Linked DNA regions of Homo sapiens: regions 2, 3, 4, 5 and 6 are each linked to region 1. The links are chromatin contacts, found by Hi-C or POLR2A ChIA-PET in ENCODE. All regions are on one chromosome and are shown on one strand. The core of a region is the stretch at or near the end of the contact, and the rest is flanking DNA. Distances in the headings are between cores, read along the strand shown.

Region 1 (2,968 bases), core at 121-2,620:
TATCTGTGCTTCATTAATCTAGTGTTCCTTGAGCACACACTACCACATTACCGTTTGCTGAGGACACATTTCAAGCTGTCAAAGATTAATTAGGTAAATCATCACTAGTATTTTAGGATAATAATTTGTTTTCTTTACACTCTTCTTAGGTAGCTAAATGATAATCTCCATTGGTCTTTTTCACAACACTCTGGGCTAAGTTTTTTTTTTATTTTTTAATGTAAGCCTAGTGCTCTGGAATAATTACCAGGACTTCTCAAGATGCCTGCTTTTCCTACAGCTGACTTGCAACAATTTATAGAAACTTACAAATAAGCTACATACCAGGGAAAGCTCTGTGCCCAACACACCAAAGCATCAAATAAGCTTAGTACCAGTGAGACTCTGAGCCCAATATACCAAAAAGTACCGAGTCTGGCTTCAAAAAGTGTAACATCTCAAATCAGTGCCTGGAGTATTGAAAGACATTGTTTTTTAATTTTGTGATTTTAAAAAACTTTTCCCCTGAATGCTAGGGAATTGATCTGAGAATCATCATCTCAATGCATTTCCTGAGGAATTCTTTGGGAGCAGGAATTTGTCAGACTTTAATGCAAATGGGCAGTGCCTGCAAGTTCTTGCCCCTTATTTATTATTCGCTTTAGTATAATGTCGATGTTCAGAGTGTGCTTTGGTAGGAATTTGGTGGCATTTCCTCCATGCCTCAGTGTGTTAGTCAAAGCCCCACGGCTTTTCAAACCACGTCAGATCCTCCACTTGCACGTCGTCTTGTGCAAAACCTGTTTCCCTCTTACTCAGTGGTTCAGCCTGTTCCCATTCTACAGCTCTTACAGCGAGTTCCAAAAACTAGTTTCTCAACGCAGATAGAATGGAAAAGAGCAGCAACAATAAAGATTTATCATTAAGGACTGTGATGGAAGTTTACTTCATCTCCACTTAAACAAACAAAATAGTAAACCAATTGATTTGGTAAATCAAGCCATTGATTCTTATCATCAAATAAATCTTTATTGTCTTAATTACCTAATATCACTTGTATCATTGTGAATTTGCAATTTTAGCTCTGCTGTATAGAACATGATACTGCTGCCAAAACGCTTTACACAGTAATTCAGTGAAAGAGCGTTCACAAAGCATGTTTTCAAAGTATTCTTTATGGATTCTTCTAAGAGTGAAATTCATGTTTATGGAATTATATGGTCTCTCATAAACTTTTCCCTCCTTCCTCTATTTATAGTGGACAAATTTTGCCAAGCCTGGGTCAAGAACTATGTCAAATATTCGAACGATGTTGCAGTGTTGAATTCCTCAACACAGACCAGCTCCTCGGCTTTGGTTTCGTAACGGTTGTGTCCTCATGAATTGAAGGTTTATGCTTCTATTTTGAACCAATCTGTTAGACTCATTAGCATTCTCGTTCACTTGCCCTACATAGCTGGAGCTGTTTCCCTCTTTAGGTGTGAGAGCAACAGCTGTGGAAAATATTCAAATTATACTGGTGACCTTGTTAACAAGGAACTTGCGAGCACATTTGCCTCCACTGGAACTGTAATTTATAAAAATATAATTTAGCCACAGAGCTAGTAAAATGGGTTAACAATTATTTTTATTGTGTAGGCCATTTCGTTGTTTCTTTCCATATTTGTTATTGAAATTACAGTAATAAGAACAAAGCATTTTACCATTCTCATTACATGCCACACAACCCGAGCAGTGATTTAAAGAAAAAAAAAATTGAGTGCAGGATGTGATGTTAGCAGGGAGCACCTCTGCGATGCTGACATCCTCCTGGCACTCTTTCTGACTCATTATCCAGTTCCCTGATTTATCTAGAAACCTTGCACCAAGTTAAAAATATTTTGGTTTAGATATAACTGATATTGTCTCCTTCTGGCTCAGAAACTTCCCACCAGTCCTTTTTTGCCTTTTGAAAAGCAGATGAACCCTGTGTGGCTTTGGAGGTTTCCTGCAATGTAGTTCCACCAGCTGGTGCAGCCATTGCCTCTGTACAAGAGCTCCTGGGCTCTGACAAACAGAGTGACTGCTGCTCCCCCTAGCACCAGCCTTTCCGGGCCATCTGGCCTCAGATACTGGCATTGCTCATCCTTGGGGATCTCTTCTCCTTCTAATGACCATCCCACTTGAAGGATCATCTGAAGGCCAACTCCTGCATTAAGAGTTTCCCCATGCCCTCCCACATAACTCCATCTGTGCCCCACTGAAGGCACATTCATTATGCACCTCATTTCATCTGAACTCTCTGGTAGTCCCTTTTTATACTTCTCTTGTGATTCAGGTTTCATAACTCTTGAGGGCAAAGACTCTTTTACTCATCTGTCCCTTTACTCTGTAAGCTAGGTCCACAATAAATGTTCATTAACTTAAATTCTAAAACTTCATTTTGTTGGATAAAGAATAACCACAGAATGGAGACAAAAAATCTCACTTGCAGAATATGGTATTTTCTCTGTTCACCAGAAGTGTATTGCTCCAAATGCACTGAGAGTGTTGGAGGTTAGGACTGACAACATTTTTCCAAAAGCACAGCACAGATGGGCTCAAAAAGCAAAATAGGAGACCAGCAATCTATTCACAGAGCACTTTCACCTTGGACTTCTTAGAACTCTTGACTGCCACCCACTGCTTTCCGTTGTTAAATTACCCTTTTCAGCTACAGTCATTCATTGCTTAATGTTGGGGACATGTTCTGGGAAATGTGCTATTAGGTGATTTTGTCATTGTGTGAACATCATAGAGTGTCCTTACACACATGTAGATGGCATAGCCTACTATACGCCTAGGCTGTATGATGTAGCCTGTGCCCCTAGGCTGCAAACCTGGATGGCATATGACTGTGCTGAATACTGTAGGCAATTGGAACACAATGGTATTGGTGTATCTAAACATACTAAACACGTAAAAGATACAGTAAAAATATGGTATTAGAATCTTATGGGACTACCATAGA
Region 2 (2,968 bases), core at 194-2,693, 500 kb before region 1:
TGAGATTTTGTTTGTTTTTTTTTTAAGTTAAAAAGATTTCTCAACACTTTACACTGATGTGTTTTGTGAAATGTTCAGAGGTGGATATTGCTTTCCGTATAGATTGTTCAACAAAATTTGAGGCCATTATTTTGGACTAAACTCCTGCGATCGCAACAGACCAGACAAATCATAGTGGGGTCACCCAGGCTTACCAAACCCAAACCCAAACTGAGCAGTTCTCTGCCCTCTGAGGAACCAGGAGAGAGATAGCCTAACTTCCTGAACAGGACAGGTTTAGTCTTCAATGGGCAGGATAATGAAGTTCCCTGTGTTTAAATCCTTAATCTGAAGTCACATCATGTGAACTCATCAGTTTTTCTATTGTTTCTTCTTTCTGGCCCCAGTTGTTACAGGAAAGCGATTCTGATCCAGACCCCAAGAGAGGGTTCTTGGATTTCGCGTAAGGAAGAATTCAGGGTGAGTCTGCAGTGCAAAGTAAAAGCAAGTTTATTAAGAAAGTAAAGTGGTGAAAATACGGCTACTCCACAGACAGAGTAGGACAGACCCGAAAGTAAGAGGAGGAATGTGTCCACCCTAGGTACAATACTTGTATATGTAGGATAAAAAAGATCATGAAGAGATAAGCTCTGCTACAAGGGTTTGTGATAAAGGATTAATTTTCTCAATTACTATATTTTGCAAGAATCGATATTATTATCTTTAAAGCAAAATTAGGAATGCCTTTGTTCTCCAGATATCGGGATATCTAGACACTCCCGAGTCTGGGTCTGCTTAATAAACATCTAGAAGCTAAGGATGCCTGACTTTCTGGAAATGCAGCTCAGCAAGTCCCAGCCTCGTTTTCCTAGTCCTCACTCAAGATGGAGTCGCTGTGGTTCAAATGCCTCTGACACAGTGGCTTACAAGGAAAGTAACTTGGAAGCACCCAATACACTTTTTATTCTTTGTTTCTCTTTCTTCAGCCCTTTTTCTATCTGTAAAGCCAATCTCCTGTGTTCAGTTCATTGGAACACATATTCCATTTTAGAGAATATAGTGCTGCCTGATTCTAGGATGTCAATAAAGCCAATTGGCATCTTGGAACGGAATTTGTTGTCATTTTGTCTTTTGCAAGATGAAGGTTTCTTGAGCAAAACCATCATGGTGGAGGGGCTTCCGCACAGTGCCTGTTGATGAAATCAAGAGCATGAGGGACTCCTTCAGGAAAATCCTTCAGAGATCTAATTAGAAAGAAACCTGTCCCAAAGCTTGGCACATTAGTGATGCAGGCTACATATTTATTTCCTATAAATTCTGAATTGTAAACTTGGTAACAAATAGTAACTGGACTTCAGAGTCTGGTGACCTTTAGAGGCTGTTGACTGCAAGTATTCATGGATTAACTGTGCTGAGGCTGGAGGGTACAGTGACCCAAGGTTAACTACATGAGCCAGGGCTTTCGCAGCTTCCTCATTTTGTTGACTCTGTACCAGGAAACCAAAGCTCCTTCCTCTGAAATGAATGGTTCTTATTTGCATAATGGCCTCCTTTTGTTCACTTTGCAGAGGCAGTTGATTACATTAGAATACTTCAAACACAGCATTGATCTATCAGGCTAATAATTTTCTGATAAGGCCCATGAATTTTCCCTCTGACCTTTTTTGCTAATGACCACGGTCTGTGAATTGTGGAATGAAGCGTATGGGTTGTTTGTGTCTGCAGATTCTAGAAGACAAAACATTACAACCTATATAATAAACCACAATTTTAAAAGCTGGTTCTTTGTTTGAGTTGGAGCAGGTTAGTCTGCATTCGGTAAAATCTAGCTTGCCCACAAATTCCGAAAAGCAGGTGGCTAAGTAAAATGTATAGGTTTATTCCTCTCACGCATGAGTCAAATCCAGAAGAGAGTGGTCCCAGCACTGTGTTTGAATCTCTGCACCCTGCAATCCCAGTTCCTTTTAGTGGTCACTTTGAAATGGCCTTTGCAAAATTATGACTGAGACAGTGAAAGAGATCTAACCTAACTGACTCCATCTTGCTTTTAACCTCTAAGCTGTCCGTGTTCCTTCCTGGGTGTAGGCTGAAGTAACTTTGGGAGGAACTTGGTTTATAGTGGTTTTTTTGTTGTTTGTTGGTTGGTTGGTTGGTTTTTCCAGACAGAGTCTTGCTCTGTTGCCCAGGCTGGAGTGCAGTGGCTCCATCTTGGCTCATTGCAACCTCCACTTCCCGGGTTCAAGCGATTCTCCTGCCTCAGCCTCCTGAGTAGCCAGGACCCACCACCTGGCCCCAGTTAATTTTTGTATTTTTAGTAGAGATGGGGTTTTACCATGTTGACCAGGCTAGTCTTGAACTCCTGACCTCAAGTGATCTGCCCACCTCAGCCTCCCAAAATGCTGGGATTACAGGTGTGAGCCACCATGCCTGGCCAGTTTATAGTTTATAGTTCAAAACAAAAACTATTAACAGCCCTTTCCCAAAACAAACCACCTTCTTGCCTGGGGACTAGACTGCCTTTGTAGAACTAAGAAATTACACACGAGATTGGAAATCATGATTTAGGAGTCAGGCAGCTGGAGGCTACAAGATTCTAACCCTCTCTACGCTGCTCCTAAGATCAGCGCTTGAGATATTTTGCAGCCCCTGCACTTGATGGATCAGCTGCCACCGCCAGCTCAATAAACTGGCTCATCTGATCTTGTGGCCCCCACCTGGGAACTGACTCAGCACAAGAAGACAGCTCCGACTCCCTATGATTCCCTCTCAGACCAATCAGTACTCCAGGATCCCTGGCTTCCCCTTACCCACTAAGTTGTCCTTAAAAATTCTGATCCCTGAATTCTCAGGAAGACTGATTGGAGTGATAATAAAAATCCTGCCTCCAGCACAGCTGGCTCTGCATAAATTACTCTTTCTCTATTGCAACTCCCCTGTCTTGAGAAATTGGCTCTGTCTAGGCAGCAGGCGAGGTAAACCCACTGGTTGG
Region 3 (2,968 bases), core at 287-2,786, 430 kb after region 1:
AAGGTATTTCTCACAGTCCTAGAGGCTGCAAGTCTGAGATGATGGTGTGGGCAGGGCCAGTTCATCCTGAGTCCTCTCCATGGCTTGCAGACGGCGTCTTCTCCCTGTGTCCTCACAGGGTCGTCCCTCTGTGTGCACCTGCATCCGAATCTCCTCCTCTTATCAGGACATCAACCCTGTGGTTTAGAGACTACCCTGATGGCCTCATTTTACATTAATTACCTCTTTAAAGACCCTATCTCCAAATACAGTCATAATCTGAGGTCCCAGGGGTTGGGGCTTCCATGTAGGATTTCCTGGGAGACACAATTCGGCCATCACATGACCACCAGTGTCCCCTTGGGCATGCATTGAATGCTTGTGTTCACCCCAAAAATTCATGTCAAAGCCCAAGCCCCTCATATGGCAGTATTTAGAGGCAGGAACTTGGGGAGACAATGAGGGTTGGATGAAGCTATGACTTGGGGCCCCACGATGGGACCAGCGCTGTAAAAAGAAGAGGAAGGGGGCAGAGCTCTCTCTCTCTCCCTCTCCTCTCTCTGTCTCTCCTCTCTCTCTCTCCCCCACCCCCATGTGAGGATACAGTGAGAAGGTGCCCTCTCTCAACCAGGAAAAGGCCCTCATCAGCAAGTGAATCTGCCGGTGCCTTGACCTTAGACTTCAGTCTCCAGAACTGTGAGGAATCCCTGTTTGCTGCTGAAGTCACTCAGTCTTCGGTATTTTGTCACGGCCCGAGCTGGCTAAGACAACCAAGCACTTCTTAAGTAACGAATGGGCCCTTCTCAGAGCCCAAATTAGCCCTAAACACGATTCACCTGAAACACTGGGCATTCCAATCCTAAATCATGAGAATCAGCTGAGCTTCAGACTGGTTTAAATGCCAAAGAATAAACAAGAGAATGCAATATTCAAAAAGACATTAAAGTTTGAATTATCTCAATCACCTGCATATATCCAATTGGCTAGATTTTCACATTTTCAAATAAATATTGACTGCATTTGCACTCAGTGGAACTATATTCCTAAGTAATATTCTGGGAGTTGTATACAAGACAATTTTATGAAGCCTCTTTAACATCACCTCGTTTTAGAGTCTGTGTCACATAATTGACACCCGCCGTGCTGGGGGCAGTGTGGTTTGCCACAGTCGCAATCACTGGCGAATGAGCTAATCCCGAAAGTTGTTTTATGAGCTTCTTTTCACCAGTGACACCGAAGCACTGATCCCTGTCCCTGATAAGCCTCGTGTAATGACTCAACCCTAAGAAATCCACAAACAGACAGCTATCCCTTAAATGAATGCATTTTTGAGAGATCCCAGTGAAAATTCTGAGCTGCCGTTGCTGGAAGACCTGATGGGGACGTCTCCTTTCGCTGCTCCATGTGGTAACGCAATGGTCAGCGGTCACTCCCTCCTGATGGAAGGAACCAGCAGCACCTGCCTGCTACCAGCTGTAGAACGAGGGAGACTGAGTGGGAGACGTTCCCAGAGTCTCGGCAGCGCCCGGCCCGGTTCAGCCAGGCCTCTGCTGCCCTCCGGTGGCCTTCGGCTGGAAGCAGCGGACAGAGAGTCCCGCTGCAGGAGGCTGGGACGCAGAGCATTCCTGGAATTAATTCCTGGACTGCTGGGAAAGCGGCCGGGGTGTCTGGGGTGTGCAGGACTAAAGCAAACCACTCAGCCCTCGGCCTGTAACTCCTTGCTTCCCCCAGTGCATTTTTCTCCTTGGTAAAATCCAGATGAAATGAACCAAAAGAAAAAGCAGCCTCCAAGATGAGAGGTCCCGGAAGGAAGCCTTGGAAGGAAGCGAGGGGACGCCCCTGGCCTCGGCCTCATTGCCTGTTCCTTCTCCTCGGCAGCTCTGCATGGCCCCCCAGCAGGACAGCTCATCCAAGGACACCCCTGCCTGGGGCCTGAGGACCCACCTGCAGGGCCAGACCCCCCTCCCCACCCCGGGGTGAACACAGCCCCCACAGGCCCCAGTGGGCGGGAATGTTCCCCGTGGTGGCCATTCACATAACAGGACAAAAGAGCCCCCACGTTTGCTGGGATGACTCTTGGGAGACCGCCAGCAAGTTGCAGACCACGGCAGAGGCCGAGCTGAGATGGGAATTCCATGCCCAGGTCTCCCTGGACTGAGGGAACGTGATAGAAAGCTGAAATAGAAACAGAAACAATAGTGACGCCTCTTTAGAAAGGCTACAACTGAAAACTGGTTCCCAGTCTAGCCTGATGGACACACGATCTGAAGAGATCCAAGACCCGTTTCTGAGAGGAGAGAGAAGACCGTGGCCGGCAGACAGGGGTGATGCTCTCAGCTGCCCTTTTCCAGCCAAGGCCAGAAATGTGGTGTTGCTTTGGCTGGCTTTACACCCAGGACCCCAAGCGAGCTTCCTCCCCAAAGTGGGCTGTCCTCTGGACTCTGGGTTGGGGACATCTCTGAGCCAGCTGGGAGGTCAGAGACAGGTTTACAACCAGGAACCCCCTCCCAGGCCCGGCATGAAGCGTGGGCTGCGTACCTTAAAAATGTGGCTTTAGAAAGTGAAATGTTGGCCGGGCGCAGTGGTTCACACCAGTAATCCCAGCACTTTGGGAGACCGAGATGGGCGGATCACCTGAGGTCAGGAGTTCAAGACCACCCTGGCCAACATGGTGAAACCCCATCTCTGCTAAAAATACAAAACTTGGCCGAATGTGGTGGCGGGCGCCTGTAGTCCCAGCTACTTGGGAGGCTGAGGCATGAGAATTGCTTGAACCCTGGGAGGCAGAGGCTGCAGTGAGCTGAGATCGTGCCACTGCACTCCAGCCTGGGTGACAGAGTGAGACTCCATCTCAAAAAAAAAAAAAAGAAAAAGAAAAAGAAAAGAAAAAAGAAAACAAGAAAGTGAAGCAGCGTCAACACCAGCCAGGCTCAGTACCCTGGAATTACATATTCAGTTTGTGGCCTGATGTGGGGTAAGTTGGTTTCAA
Region 4 (2,968 bases), core at 275-2,774, 410 kb before region 1:
AATGATTTTCTTTCTTGAAGCTATTATTTCTGATGAAGTTCACTTTGTTTGGATTTAGAAAATCCACTCGGAGGGAATGTTTACCTTTCCTTTAATAATATGCTTTATACACGTTTTAACAGTAATCTTACAGCATTTTACAAATATGTATTTATTTATTCATTCATTCATTTATTTAATTATTTTAGAGACAGTGTCTCTATCATCCAGGCTGGAGTGCAGTGGCAAAATCTCAACTCACTGCAACTTCCTCCTCCCAGGTTCAAGCGATTCTCCTACCTCAGCCTCCAGAGTAGCTGGGATCACAGGCGTGCACCACCACACCCCACTAATTTTTGTATTTTTAGTAGAGATCAGGTGTCACCATGTTGGCCGGACTAGTCTTGAACTCCTGATCTCAAGTGATCCGCTTGCCTAGGCCTCCCAAAGTGCTGGGATTATAGGAGTGAGCCACCGCGCCTGGCCTAAAAATGGCATTCTTAGCATCTAGTAATCTTACAACATTTTAACAGACACACACACACATACACACACACTTAAGGACCTTTAGCTTTTAGCACATTAGAAATATATTAGGAGTTATTTTAAATATTAGCTTCATTAGACATACAAAATAAAAGAAATAAAATTACAGTAGATAATTGAAACTTGTAGTACATAGCGCGTAGATGTAACCATCTGGACTCAAACTGGGAGGAGCAAAATATAATCTTAACTGATACGTTCTGTTCTGAACAGATGTTTCCAACCCCACATGGAGGATGTGAATCTCTTAAAATAACACATTTCCAGGAGCAACATTAGAATTATCAGCAACACATTGCTGCTCACTAACCCTAAAGAAAGAGTAAATACAGACAGAATTTCATAAGTGCCTTCAAGATGGGAGAGGATTGTAATTTACTCTTCAGGATATTTTGCTATATGTGATAAGTGCCCAGTAAATATGTGTAAATGCAGCTGTACCCACAATTCTGTTCAGAAGTTTCCATATCCTGAAACTAAGGCAGGTCATGTGTGCATGTGGGTATGTGCTAACCATTCTAAATCAAAGGCGTGTCACCCCTGCCGAAGCCCTCGCTGTCAAGAACTCTCAGCATTCCTTCTCTCGGTTGAAATCCGGGACTAACGTTTCCTCTATTCAGAAACATTCAGTTCTTTCTTGCCCGTGCATGGCTAAGTGATCTTGTCCTTCAGATGAGATCCTGCATCCAGCTCCTTTGCCTGCATGTAACTTTTTCTTGCTTCCGGTGTGACGAATAAACCAGCAGTCATCTTGCTTTTAACCATCACCCAGAGTATTTAAAAGGGAAAAGTGGGAGGCGTCAAAAAAACAGGGGGACATGAAAGACATAGGACAAAAGTAATCATGGATAAAGACTTCCATCTGCTGCACGTGAAACAGTGTCTGTTTACTCTGGACTTTGATGGGTGCCTGTTCTCTACAGCAGGAATGAAGCAAAAAGTGAAACCATAATTCCTCCCCAGAGTGACAGCATTCTGGCCTGGGGAGCCGAAGTGTGCACATGAATCAGTCGCCGTTTCAGGCTAACATGACTGGAGAAGCAGACAGCACCTGGAGACCGGGTCTGGAAAGTGAACCCCACACTAAGTGTACTGAAGTGTGCAAGGGTCTTGGATGGAAAACTAGAATCCCTATTTTTAAAAAAAATCATGGGCATCTAAGGAAAAGAAAATACAGGCTCCAAGTTTTTGAATTAAAGGGGCTTTAGAGCCTGCTAAGCTGACTGACTTGATTCATCCAGAGGTCAGGTGATGTTAAGTGGCATGTCCACAGTGGAGACGCCAGACTCTGATAGGAACCCACTTCTTCGGATCCTTCTAACTTCCCTATGGGGTGAGGCGGGGAGTGAGGAGTTAAGATTGGGAAGCTCAGATGAAACTCTACAATCTAAAAGAGGATTCATTAAAGAATATGGGCCAAAGGGTTCAAAATCTATCACTTTCTCAAAACACAGTGATAATTTATTGCAGAAATAGGCTGAGAAAAATTAGGGTTCAAATGGAAAATCAGAGAGCATTTAGGAGAACATTAGAGGCCCAAACCAAAATGGGCTTTGTTTTGTTTAATTTGGTTATGTTTTGCAATGAGCAAAGTGCTCGGAAAAGGGCCCCATCCTTGAAGTAGGGGGAGAAAGGGCCTTGGGGAGGGTTGGAGGATAGAGGGACGAGAACAGGACGGGGGCGGCAAGGACAGGCAGGGACTCTGCCCCAGGGAGAAGCTTATTCGACGCAATTCCGCACAGTGGGCCCGGGTTGTGTGTCGACCAAGTCGCCCATCGCTCAAGAATCCTTAGTGCAGTGAGCGAGCATAGGGCCTTCAAACTGCTGTCCAGGGGACATTCCTAGTGTGAGGCCAGGCGGGTCCCAATACGAAGGAGAAGAGGGGCTCTGTGTTCCAGGAGCAGGTCTTTGGAGGAGAAAGTCCAGAGATCCTTGCGCAGTGAGAGCAGGTGCCCTTGTGCAGGGAGTCATAGGCTTGGGCTGGTCCAGAGATTTGGGGACAACCCCAGGGCCACTCATCTTTCCAAGGAGGGTCTATTTGTCTACGCCAGATCCTTAGAGCAATACTTCTGTCTCAGAACCTCTTCTCAATCCATCCGTGCTCCATCTCTAAATCTGGCAGGTGGCCCTCAGCACACATCTGCCTCCTGCCTCCCAGGCCCACCCAGCTGTGAGAATTATCCTATGCTGTGTTCCAACAGAGCCCAGGACTTCGTCCTCGTCCTGAGGTCCTGGGGCAGGAGCGCTGTCCTGGCTCCACCAGAAACCATCTGGTGTGGGTGGAAGGGGAGTTACTCGGTATTCCCAGTGGCTATTACCTCCTGTGTAAAGTCAGGGTGAATTTCTAAGCCCTTCACTAACTTTCAGTTTTGATGCTATGACTAAGAGGACCTTTGTTTTGTTTCATTTGGTTTTTCAAAATGAGTTGTGTGTGAATTTTTTT
Region 5 (2,968 bases), core at 316-2,815, 340 kb before region 1:
ATAATTAATAACACACACTTGCAGAATTTAACACTTCTCCAAAATCTTTATTATACTGTATTTTACTTAATTATCTCGTTCATTTTTATCTTCTCAGTATTGATCAGATATTAATCCAAAACAGATTTTTAAAAATATGTCTGAAGTCTCACTGTTTTACAAAATGTCATAAAAATACTAAATTTGTGACATTTTCGTACAAATATTAACTCTTTCAAATATGCATCATCAAATATTTCCAAAATTGCTTCCAAATCCGATGTTGTAGTTGTGATACTCCGGAACTACGCACCCATTTAAACCAATAGACTTAGTGATGCCACACACCAGACTAGCAGATGTGCAGCTGAAAATGCCTTCTAAGTTCATTCTGAATTTCACCGTTTTACAAATTCTCTTAAGTTTCAAAGATGACAATGCTGGCTTAGGTCATTTCTTGTTCTGCAGTGCGATGATTATTTTTCCTGTGCCATGGTGAGTTGAGGTTGACTCTGGCTATGAGAATGCCTGCCGGCCAGGTTTCTGATGGAATAAATTATTATTGAATAATGAACAATAATAAGAATATTACTTACTGTCTGCGTAGTACTTACAGGAAGCAGTGATGTCTATACTGCCAGATGGCTCTCTGGCTGGAGACACTTCTATCTTCCAGGAAGGTGAGCTGCTGGAGGCCGCCAGCTGAATCTCTCCCCAGGAATTGCTCTCACCCCAAGGAGTCATCTTTTCCAAGGTATATGCCCCTCCCTGGGGTGCACCAAATCTCATGGCTGTTCCCAGCGAGGTCTCAAGGCCTAGGCACCTTGCCTCAAATGTGTACGGGCTCCCAGCTCCAGAGCACCCGAATGACCAGCACAGGTCTCACTTGCAGCTGCACCACAGCTAGGCATCCGCCCTGCCCATCGGGCCCCTCCCTCCCTTAGGTAAGTTACTCTTGAGGGTACCCACCAGGATATCTGCTTCCCAGAACCTGCTTCCTGGGAGCCCGCCCTACGCACCTACTCTGTGCTGGGAATTGCTGGCCACTCTGCATATGTTCTTTCTTCTATGTCAGTAATCTCATGAGGTAGATATCATTATACCCATTTGAGAGGTGAGAATAATGAGAGTTCAAAGCCATAGAAAACTAACACCAGGTAAGGGTCTGAAAGGGGCAATGCTAATCCACCAAGGGCACTCTCTTCCCACCACAGCATACCCCCGCTCGGCCTCTGGGGTCTCCTTTGGAGTCTTGCCAAAATTTATCCAACATGAAAACCAACTAGGATCCGCAGAGAATTTTTGGATTAAAAAACAAATTTTACCGACTTAAAGAAAGATTCACCAGTAGCCTCAGAGGTGCAAATCCTGGCGAAAGAGTAGCTCTAGCCCTTTCCCCTGAGATTTATCTGATCCCCTGTGACATCTCCTGTAGAGTGACTAGGCTTCTCTGCAGGATGTGACACCCACAAAGTGAGGGTTTTAAAGCTCTGTAGTGTGGTGGGTTCCCCACAGCACAGGTGCCGGAGCTCTGCCCTGGAAGGGAAATGAGCCTTGGGTGAATCTGAATGGGTGTCTTAGGTATGTGGCCTTCTTGCCAAGCCCCTTAAACTTTGCATTTCTGTTCCTAGCAGAGACAGTAACACTCTCTACTCCTTGGTGCTGCTGCAGGGGTGAAGTGAAATAACTGTTAATCTTTCATGAAACGTGTTCAACACATGCTATTTGTAATCATCGATTCAAATGTATAAGGAAGAGCCATGGCCATTCTTATTTGCATCATAAACAAAAATTAGAGTGTTGAATTAAGCTGTGGCAATTCTTAGAAATGTCCTCAAAATTTTAGCTCAATCAGAAAGCTGTGAGAAGGCAGAAGTCCCTCCTGCCGTGGTCACAGTAAGGTTCCATTTAAGCCTGCAGCAGGAGCTGAAATCAGAAAACTCTTCCAAAGCAAGAAAGTGCACTTGAAGAGTAGAAACTAACTTGATTTGTGTGCCCCAGCAGAAGCAAAATAATAGCTGATGCTTGATGGCCCTGGGGGTTGAAGTCATCTTTGGTTCTGAAGAATTCTCAGTGACAGGCCACTAGCACACGTATGCACAGGCGTGCAGGATGGAAACTCACTAGTCAGGGGTGGGTGGAGAAGCTGCAAGGAAGAAGACAGGCTGTTTGTCTCTTCTTGGTTCCTGGTTCGTGATCCTTGTACGGCATCAGGGGTGTTCGCAGATCCTTTTTGTGAGGTAGAAGGAGAGAACTGAGAAAATCCCCTCCTGGGAATAATTTTAAGTAACTACAATTATTTTTAAACATTTAGAAGCTAATGTTTAGTTTAATGACCAAAATAATGAAAATACTACAAAAAAGGCCATTGTGTGATTTCATTTTTAAAAATTCTGTCTCCAGAGAAAATATTTGCTTAGCTACAGATGCCAAAGATGTCCTCTCAGGAGTAGTTTAACTGTGCAGTAGAACATTATTAAGGAAAGCATAAATCTAGCGTTGCGTGAAAATAAAAACTGCAATGATTAAATTGAAGGCTACTTTTTAAAAAATGGAGACCAGATGCAACCAGGCAAAGTGCCATCTGTGAAGGCTTTGTGGCTTCAAGGCCACAAAAATAAAATGTGGCACAAAAGGATGCACTAGAAGTTCCAACCATTATCATGGAAACATTCTGCAGAATTCCAGATGGCCTTAGGTTCCCACCAGCTGTGTCTGGGAGGAGATGATTCCTGTGTGCATTGAGGACATCCCTGACAATGGATGCAGGTCAGGACAGGAGCCTGGTGCCCAGGGAGGGGCTGAATACCTCACACTTCCCCACCAGCTCTACTCTGCATTAAGGAAATGAAGCTACCTCTCTAGGGGGAAGAGAAGTAATAATAAACATTCCTCTCGAGATCACACACCTCCGCCTGCACGGGGACAGCCACAGCGCACGCCTGGTTCAGCTTCTGTCTTCCCTCAGCTGAGGCGCTGGGACTTTGGC
Region 6 (2,968 bases), core at 338-2,837, 270 kb before region 1:
ATAAAATGTAGATGGAATGATGTTTATGGGTAAGGTCCCCTGTTAGGTGTTAAAGGTGACGCCAATGATACCAGGTGGCTACTGGTAAAAGACAGGGCAAAGAATCTTATCTTACTGTGACACAGGTTAAGAAAATGTAATGCAATTTAATTGGATTATCTCTACAAAAACCCTCAAAGCTGTTACATGAAAGGGGTCCCGATTCAGACCCCAAGAGAGGGTTCTTGGATCTTGCACAAGAAAGAATTCAGGACAAGTCTACAGAGTAAAGTGAGAGCAAGTTTATTAAGAAAATCAAGGAATAGAAGAATGGCTACTCCATAGGCGGAGCAGCGGCGTGGGTGGCTCATCTAAGGATACTCGCTATCTTTTCATCACATGCTAAACAAGAGCTGGATTATTCCTGCGTTTTCCAGGGAAGGGGTGAGCAATTCCTGGAACTGAGGGCTCCTCCCCTTTTTAGACCCATATCCAGTAACTTCCGGATACTGCCATGGCATTTGTAAACTGCCATGGTGCTGGTGGGAGTGTCTCTTAGCATGCTAATGAATTATAATTAGCATATAATGAGCTGTGAAGATGACCAGAGGTCACTCTCACCGCCATTATGGCTTCGGTGGGTTTTGGCCGGCTTCTTTACTGTAACCTGTTTTATCAGGTTTATCGTGACCTGTATCTTGTGCCGACCTCCTATCTCATCCTGTGACTTAGAATGCCTAACCTCCTGGAATGCAGCCCAGTAGGTCTCAGCCTTATTTTATCCACTCTCTATTTAAGATGGAGTCGCCCTAGTTCAAACACCTCTGACAAAGCTACCATTTTATGAAGAAAATATGATGTTGAGTCGAGGTTGCAAACTCAAATGCTAACATGGGCCAAGAAGATTATGTACTGAGAAGTGAAGCTTGGGAGCGATAAACACAGGTGTAGAAGCATCCCAGTGACTGGCAAGTGGTAATCAGCCTCAGTGCAGGGCTGTAGGGAGTGCTGGAGACTGTGGCAAAGTGTAGTGAGAACTCAACTCTGGCCAGTTGTTCCAATCAAGGAAATTTGGATCTAGTCTTCCCAGATTTCCAGGGTTTTCAAGAAAAGATAGAAATCTAGATGTGTATGTAAAGTCCTCCAGTTTTGAACCTTGCCTTATATTATGAACCTGCCCCCCTCCCCCCAAAAAAAAGCACCATGTGGATTGATACTGTGTCCAGAAAACACAGGTGCAATCAGGTCCATTTGTCAGTAGCCTCCTCCTGAGGCAAGAGGACAACAGGCTGAGAGAGGAGGGTTTAGAAGTTGAGTAATTGTCTTATTGATGTCAAAATTCACTGAAATGGTTCATTAGCTCATGAGGACATTCGGAGGCTATCAAAGAAGGCCGGCATAAGGAAAGAGAAAGCTAAAGTCAAGGTCTGGTCATTTGTGGGAAATGGCCTCTGAGATCACCTGGCCTTGAATGAAACTTTTTTCCCCCTCTTCTTGCTAAACATTCCTGAGGACAGTATGCATCAAGATGAAAGCAAAACATTCCTCTCTGGCCAGAGTCTGTGACAAAAAAAGGATTGAGGGATGGATGGGTGCAGGGAGAGTGGGTGGGGGCAATTCTTTCTAATCGTATCAGCTGAGCATGGGACAGTGCACGGCACATTCAGAAAAAAACTTCCTGGAGAAATGTGAAGCCAGCAGGGTTCAACTCATTTCTGCTGTTTTTGCAGCAATATTTTTATGATGTTAGACAATAAAAAGAGACAATGTGTACAAAAATCAACACCACTTGTTTTTATAAAAAGCGATCGTCAAAACAAAGGTTGGCTTTGATCTTGGAAAGAAATACTCATTTGTTTATGTATCTGATGAGAATCTTAATTCCTTAAGCCAGGAGCTCTGAAATAACCAGAGCATTTAGAGCTGAATAAAACGACAGAAAAGTGAGTTTATCAACCCCTTTAATTTAACTTGTACGTAAGACAGGGGTGTAGGGGATGGGAGTGAAGGGCGTTACTAACAATTCATTAAGAGCTGCTACTCCCAACATATATTAAGAGACAGAATTATTAGTATTTTTCTAAATTACAAATAAAATATATACATATCAATTGGTTCAAAATAACTACTTCAGTTGAGACCACTAATACTGTAGTGATGTTTTTAACCTTCCACAGCTTCAGTAAGGTCATCTCTGGGTACAGAAGTAAAAAGAAATTGTTTTTCCGATTTCAGTTAGTTCGAAATAACTGCTTCAATTGAGGCCACTAATACTGTAGTGATTTTTTTTTTATCTTCCACAGCTTAAGTAAGGTCAGCTCTGGGTACAGAAGTAAAAAGGAAATTTTTTTCTGGGCACAGTGGCTCACACCTATAATCCCAGGACTTTGGGCGGCTTTGGGAGGCCAAAGTGGGAGAATCACTTGAGCCCAGGAGTTCCAGCCTGGGCAACACAGCGAAACACTATCTCTACAAAAAAACATAAAATAAAATAAAGCTAGTTGGCCGGGTGTGGTGGCTCACACCTGTAATCCCAGCACTTTGGGAGGCTGTGGTGGGTGGATCACGCAGTCAGAAGTTCGAGACCAGCCTGGCCAACATAGTGAATCCCTGTCTCTACTACAAATACAAAAAATTAGCCAGGCATGGTGGGGTGCACCTATAGTCCCAGCTACTCAGGAGGCTGAGGCAGGAGAATCGCTTGAACCCAGGAGGGTAGAGGTTGTAGTGAACCGAGATCTCACCACTGCACTCCAGCCTGGGCAACAGAGCAAGACTCCATCTCAAAAATAAATAAATAAAATAAATAAAGTTAGTCGCACATGGTGGTGTGTGTCTGTGGTCCCAGCTACTTGGTAGGCTGAGGTAGGAGGCTCGCCTGAGCCTGGAGAGTTCAAGGCTACAGTGAGCCATGATCGCACCACTGCACCTCAGCCTGGATGACAGAGTGAGACCCTGTCTCAGGAAAAAAAAAAAAAAAGAAAGAAAC

Evidence for each region. A loop is a pair of places that touch in the nucleus more often than their neighbours do. ChIA-PET counts read pairs that join two places held with the same protein, here RNA polymerase II (POLR2A). Pooled maps may share reads with other maps.
Region 2: a pooled map shows a loop between it and region 1 (7-fold over the local background). The contact joins two enhancer-like sites. A Hi-C loop is called at or near these places in 1 of 168 maps with a recorded cell type or tissue (OCI-LY7), 23 of 37 single-sample maps with no recorded cell type and 13 of 50 pooled maps. POLR2A ChIA-PET finds 5 or more read pairs at or near these places in 3 of 52 experiments (AG04449, H1 and OCI-LY7).
Region 3: a pooled map shows a loop between it and region 1 (5-fold over the local background). The contact joins two enhancer-like sites. A Hi-C loop is called at or near these places in 1 of 168 maps with a recorded cell type or tissue (PC-9) and 6 of 50 pooled maps. POLR2A ChIA-PET finds 5 or more read pairs at or near these places in 3 of 52 experiments (MCF 10A, Panc1 and activated CD4-positive, alpha-beta memory T cell).
Region 4: a pooled map shows a loop between it and region 1 (18-fold over the local background). The contact joins two enhancer-like sites. A Hi-C loop is called at or near these places in 9 of 37 single-sample maps with no recorded cell type and 9 of 50 pooled maps. POLR2A ChIA-PET finds 5 or more read pairs at or near these places in 2 of 52 experiments (activated CD4-positive, alpha-beta T cell and activated T-cell).
Region 5: a pooled map shows a loop between it and region 1 (2.1-fold over the local background). The contact joins two enhancer-like sites. A Hi-C loop is called at or near these places in 4 of 50 pooled maps. POLR2A ChIA-PET finds 5 or more read pairs at or near these places in 2 of 52 experiments (A673 and activated T-cell).
Region 6: a loop to region 1 is called in a pooled map, with 2.5 times the contacts of the local background. The contact joins two enhancer-like sites. A Hi-C loop is called at or near these places in 10 of 37 single-sample maps with no recorded cell type and 6 of 50 pooled maps. POLR2A ChIA-PET finds 5 or more read pairs at or near these places in 2 of 52 experiments (PC-9 and naive thymus-derived CD8-positive, alpha-beta T cell).

The regions. Positions count from the first base shown.
Region 1 is chr10:3,622,338-3,625,305 of GRCh38, reverse strand. The region is part of intron 1 of LOC105376360 (a long non-coding RNA gene); the gene reads right to left. Among named protein-coding and RNA genes, the nearest start is that of LINC02669, 120 kb to the right of the region's middle. Within about 2 kb of position 1,370, at least 7 of the 41 ENCODE cell types and tissues checked have a DNase peak (open chromatin) inside an H3K27ac peak, as active enhancers do; they include PC-9, where a contact is called at or near this core.
Region 2 is chr10:4,126,651-4,129,618 of GRCh38, reverse strand. No RefSeq gene overlaps it. Among named protein-coding and RNA genes, the nearest start is that of LINC00702, 120 kb to the left of the region's middle. RefSeq lists a silencer at 1,256-1,456 and an enhancer at 1,195-1,834. Within about 2 kb of position 1,443, at least 7 of the 41 ENCODE cell types and tissues checked have a DNase peak (open chromatin) inside an H3K27ac peak, as active enhancers do.
Region 3 is chr10:3,196,105-3,199,072 of GRCh38, reverse strand. No RefSeq gene overlaps it. Among named protein-coding and RNA genes, the nearest start is that of PITRM1, 25 kb to the right of the region's middle. Within about 2 kb of position 1,536, at least 7 of the 41 ENCODE cell types and tissues checked have a DNase peak (open chromatin) inside an H3K27ac peak, as active enhancers do; they include PC-9, where a contact is called at or near this core.
Region 4 is chr10:4,033,532-4,036,499 of GRCh38, reverse strand. All of the region lies in intron 2 of LOC107984195 (a long non-coding RNA gene), which reads right to left. Among named protein-coding and RNA genes, the nearest start is that of MIR6078, 44 kb to the right of the region's middle. Within about 2 kb of position 1,524, at least 12 of the 41 ENCODE cell types and tissues checked have a DNase peak (open chromatin) inside an H3K27ac peak, as active enhancers do.
Region 5 is chr10:3,959,813-3,962,780 of GRCh38, reverse strand. No RefSeq gene overlaps it. Among named protein-coding and RNA genes, the nearest start is that of MIR6078, 30 kb to the left of the region's middle. RefSeq lists an enhancer at 2,883-2,968. Within about 2 kb of position 1,565, at least 3 of the 41 ENCODE cell types and tissues checked have a DNase peak (open chromatin) inside an H3K27ac peak, as active enhancers do.
Region 6 is chr10:3,888,671-3,891,638 of GRCh38, reverse strand. No RefSeq gene overlaps it. Among named protein-coding and RNA genes, the nearest start is that of LINC02660, 22 kb to the left of the region's middle. Within about 2 kb of position 1,587, at least 6 of the 41 ENCODE cell types and tissues checked have a DNase peak (open chromatin) inside an H3K27ac peak, as active enhancers do; they include PC-9, where a contact is called at or near this core.